2 separate regions of the Mus musculus genome follow, and region 1 is linked to region 2. Evidence: chromatin loops called from intact Hi-C (ENCODE). Cell type or tissue: left cerebral cortex. All regions are shown on one strand. Region 1 holds the start of Gm31005 (a long non-coding RNA gene). Region 2 has its middle 8.8 kb from the start of Mir8103.

The links. A loop is a pair of places that touch in the nucleus more often than their neighbours do. Peaks named below come from ENCODE experiments on the same cell type or tissue, not always from the same donor. Only the 100,000 strongest peaks of a DNase experiment are listed, where the experiment ranks them.
Region 1: a loop joins it to region 2, with 2.0 times the contacts of the local background. A loop is called at or near these places in 5 of 42 quality-filtered maps.

The regions. Positions count from the first base shown.
Region 1 is chr11:97,308,966-97,311,465 of GRCm38, forward strand. It overlaps Gm31005 (a long non-coding RNA gene), which reads right to left and starts at 2,140. Exons shown (of 4, transcript XR_389002.3): 1 at 1,934-2,140; 2 at 871-987. In left cerebral cortex, a CTCF peak has its summit at 1,409 (motif pointing left); DNase peaks (open chromatin) are centred at 601 and 1,393; H3K4me3 peaks cover 1,006 bases; H3K27ac peaks cover 1,330 bases.
Region 2 is chr11:97,071,285-97,073,784 of GRCm38, forward strand. No RefSeq gene overlaps it. Among named protein-coding and RNA genes, the nearest start is that of Mir8103, 8.8 kb to the left of the region's middle. In left cerebral cortex, a CTCF peak has its summit at 1,482 (motif pointing right); a DNase peak (open chromatin) is centred at 1,460.

The DNA.
Region 1 (2,500 bases), 240 kb after region 2:
AAAGAACATTTTTATAACGTCCTGAAAGCCAGAATATCAGTATGGTCTGTGAGTAAGTCAGTAAAGGAAAAGAATGTAGTTTAGAGTTGGGTTGGGAGACCTGAGTTATGTGCCTAGATAGGGCCCTGAGTCACTGTGTTATTTCCTGGTCCCATTTTCCCCTCCCCCTTCTTCTGCACAACTTCTTACAACTTCTTTTATATATATATATATATATATATTTTAAATAAAGTTAAGCATGATTGTTTAAAGCAATCTGAAAAATACCAAGTCCTAAATGTAGCAATATAGGAAGGGCTTGTTCGTTTTAAAGCCACTAGTACAAAGTTTAAGTTTGTTGGGGTCCCCCAGATGGGAATTAAATGAGTAGGTAATATGTCTCAGCTTCTCTGGGTGTTTCCTGTCTGAGCTGACACAGCCATGTAGCTAACCCAGAACCCGGGAGAGATACTTGGAGAGATATAACTGAGGAGCACCCAGCTAGGGCAGAGAATGAGTCAGGGCTCAAGGACTCGATACCAACTTCTCCCACTCCTGCCAGGAAAATTCTGGGGTGAGACAGCAAAGGCAGGAGCCAAAGGGGGCGGGCCTGTCAGCTGCCTACCCTGGGGCCTCTCTCTGCCTTGTGGTTTCACCCCGGGCTGCCCTGCGGCTGTAACGTGTCTACTGACACGCAAGCCCTGGACACTCTGTCCCTTCCCCTTTCCCAAACCTTCACTAGTTCAAGAATCTCCAGAAGGGAATGGAGGAGAGAAGAAGAGGGACAGGGAAAGCCAGAGCTAGGCAGATATGTGGCAGCTCAGCAATCACAAGGCGGAATTAAAGAGGGTTTTCACCGGGGCGTGAGTAGGAAGTAGACATTTAACTCACCTCCATGAAAACCAAGATAAAAGACAGAGGAGCAACATGTTTAGGCGCTGTGGTGCTGAGATGTGGCTGAAGGACAAGACGGAACAACCAGCGGCATTGGCGTGCAAAACTGTAAGGCTGAAGAAAATGGCAAAGGACCACACTTCTGTATGGAGGGACTCCAGGCTCCTGCGAGCCCATCTACTGTAACACTAACATTCCCTGTCCGCAGCAAGTCTCAAAACTTTCCTCTAGCACGGAAATAACGCAGTCATCCGTGCTATACAGTCACGGGATACATAACGCTATCACTCCGTGTGAAGTCGAATTTTGCAATCCCCATTTCACCAAACTGTGAAATGGGCCACCGCAGGTTTAAGTAATTTGCTCACAGAATTTGGAAATCATACAGCATGGTCCGCATCAGTCGCCAGAACCCCCCGTTGGAGTCCATCAGACCAAACTGCACTGAATAGAGAGAGCTCTGTGCTTCCCAAAGCAGAGATTTACAAGTCCGGACTTGCTCGGGTTTGGCGATCTAAGATCCCAGCGCAGCCCTGGTACCCTCTAGTGGAAGCTTTCAGCATTAGCGTACATCCATCTGCTGGAGAGCATCTCAAAAGAAGGCGCGCATTTGGTTGCAGGGAGGTGGGGGGTGGGAGGGTGTCTGTTGAGTGTGGGGATGGGGTGCAGGTTAGAGACAGTCAAGCGCCTGACTGACTTGGACTCACACGAGGCCCACTAGAGTCAGCTGGTCCACCCTCCTGGGCCTTTGTTCATTAGGCATAGAAGGAGATCCATATCACTTGGGAATCTGGACTTTTAAGATTCATGAGAAAGCCCCCAACCCCCCCCCCCCTTTTTTTTCTACTGAGGACAGGTTAGTGATCAGAAATGCAAAGTGACTTATCTAAGGCCACAGAACAAGCAGAAGCCAGCGATAGTGGGGCCGTTTCCTTTGTCCCCAAAGAAGAGCTCCCCCCTCCCCTTGTTATTTTTTATTTGCTAATAAGCTGGCTTTATCCATGACTTGAGAGCATATGAAGACATAAAACTTGTAAACAGGAGCAGGGACAGTTTTTACCTTCATCTGCCCACAAGCCATGAACCTTTCCGCTCTTGCGCCTATTACTGCCAAACCCGAAGGCTCTGCCTTTCCAGCCTTCGGACCCTGGGGAGGGAAGGAACTCCCAGACTCAGGAATCCCGTGCCTAAAGCCCTTCAGGGCCTGGCTGGAGTCTCCTCCTCTCTTCCCAGCACTGAGGCTTCGATTTATTTCTCTTTCCCTCTCCCTCCCCCTACAAGTAATCCCTGCGAGTGGAAGTGGGTTAGAAAGAGATTACTCTCGTCCAAGGGCTTTGCCCTCTCCTCCCTAAACACGCTGTGCGCAGGGTGGGGTGGGGTGGGGTGGAGGTAGAGAGTCACAAACAGCCTGAAATTCCCTTTTAGGATGATTGCTTAATTTAGCCAGCTGGGAGAAAGTGGAGCAAGGAGAGGCTAGGGATTAATTCTAGACCTCTCCAGCAGTACGGGCTTCTTTCTGAGCCAGGGTGAAGAAGATCGATCTGTCCCTGAACATGCCTTCGGAATGAGGAATCTAGGGCAAGCACAGAGGCAAAGGCTCAGTCCCCAGCAGCGAAGGAGAGTGGAA
Region 2 (2,500 bases):
ACCATATGCCAGAAATAACTCCAGGGCCCATCCCCCAAGCCAGCTGAAGCCTACATACATCAGGACCTTTTTATAACACTGAGCACACTCTCCCTCCATCCCCCACCTTCCTCTCAGAGCAGCAGAACACCAGCGAGACCAACCTGCATCCAACCTCCTCTACATAGTCAAAGAGCTGGGGTTTGAAATAGACCCATGTCCAATATTAAAGTCCCTGAGAGGTGAGGACTAGGTCTTCTATAGCGTCTGCATCTCAACTGTGTGTCCTCTCTCTCAGTGGAAGGCAGGTGCCAGCTGAGCAGGTGCAGGTGGGAACAAGGCGACAAGATAAGGCTATGATCATCTTTACTGGTCCCATATGTCTGCTTCCTTCAGAAAGGCCCTTTTCTTTCTTTTTCAATCGCATTTGGAGACAGAGTGCTCCTGTGTCCTGGAGCTGGATTTCAGCTTGAAATCCTCTGGCCTGCCAAATGCTGAAATGCACTGACACACCAGAGTTTAGCTATAGTGGGCCTTCCCCACTTTCTGAGACAGGGTTTTGTTAGATAGCCCAGGTTGGCCCTGTACTCAAGGCAGTCCCTACTGTCTCAGCCTCCCGAATTCCAGGATAATAGGTGTATGGACACCCACTGCCCCATCCCTGACAGGGTCTGCTGGGTTGTTACTGACACGATCAGGTGCCAGCCTGAGAGTTGGTGGTCTGGCTCTGGATGGGATCTGTAGAGAGGGTTCAGGGCCTACGGCAGCCATTCAAATAGACAGGGATCATCTTTTACTGCTCAATAGAAAGGAATGGCCATCACCACTCTCAGGCCCCTAAGTAGGGTCCTGACAGCACTGTTAACTGCTGGTCCTCAGGACAGACCTAAACATCTGGCTTTGGCTGGAAAGCAGGGCCAGATGAGGTAAAGGGGACGCATGTGGACTTCATGATCTAAAATCTTGACTCAGCTTGAAGCAAAGCTGTGTGTTAAGCCAAGCCCCTTCCATGGTGGACAAAGGGGAAGAAGAGACCTGACCGTAGGGGAGCGCCCGGGACCGCAGTGGTGAGGTCACTGCCCTCTTACTCCAGATGCCTCGGATCTTCCAACCACACACAGCTCTACCTGAAAATACATTTGCCATTTTTAATTTTGTTACTGAAAATATGACGGAGATACCTAAGTTGCATTTAGAAAGAAAAAAAAAAAAGCCCAAAATATTCCAAGAAAAGTTGTTTTACACAGGCAATTCCAGACAGGAGGCCCCAAGTCATCGATCTGGTACATTCTAGATTCATAATATGAAAGGTACCTCAAAATGAAGTATCTGTCTCCAGGAAGGAAGTGGGTGGGCTGAGCTATGGGAATGGTATGGGTAGGAGAATGGACTGGAAGGGTCGGGACACTGCTGGAAGGAGAGGAGAGCAGACACACACACACACACACACACACACAAAAAGAGCAATTCTCAAAGAATCCTCAAGAGGGCGCCTGGCACTCTAGAAATGAACAATTTTGCCATACACAGAGACTCAAAGTATTCCAAGCATGTGACTATTGTCACTGTTAAATCAGAGCAGAAGAAATGACATCCAGTGTACATCCTGTGAATGTCCACTTAGATCACCTCTGCCCCACCATAACTCAGAGCACTGGAGAGAAACTTCTCATTCTTGTAGACCCCAACCACACCTGGACGCCACTGGAGGGTAGCTGGGCCTCTCTACCAGGTCACAGGGCTCTGGGACAGCGGGGCCAGGACCTTCTACCCTTGAAGCTGCCAGAAGAGGACTTTTCCTTAGGTTATATGAACAACTCTCCTGAGCCCCACAACCCACACATCCTGGAACTGGGACCCTAAATGTAACCTCTGGACTTCCTTTTGGTAAGGCAGATAAAGGAGGACATACAAAGGATGTTCCAGGTTAACCAGACTTTTAGGACACAAGCTCTTGCAGCCTGAACAGATAGATGTACTTGGCCACTCATCCCAATACGCCAACCAAAGGGATGAAGAAAGGGGGCAGGGCAGAGTTTTAATCAGTGCACACGGAGAAAAGGAACATACAGTGTAGTCCAGCTATGCCTGCGTTCATCTTCATGCACTGACATGAAGCTTTGAGTTAAAGCAGACAACAGGGAGGCTGGAGAGGTTAAGAGCACTGGTTGCTGCTCTTCCAGAGGTCCTGAGTTCAATTCCCAGGGCCCACATGGTGGCTCACAACCATCTGTAATGAGATCTGATGCCCTCTTCTGGGTGTGTCTGAGGACAGATCACTCATATACACAAGAATAAGTAAGTCTAAAAAGTACAGGGAGGGCCGGGCGTGGTGGCACACGCCTTTAATCCCAGCACTCGGGAGGCAGAGGCAGGAGGATTTCTGAGTTCGAGGCCAGCCTGGTCTACAAAGTGAGTTCCAGGACAGCCAGGACTATACAGAGAAACCCTGTCAAAAAAACCGAGCTGTATGGTGGCTGGCGGTGGCTGGAGACCTTCAGGTGCCTTCTTGGCCACTGTA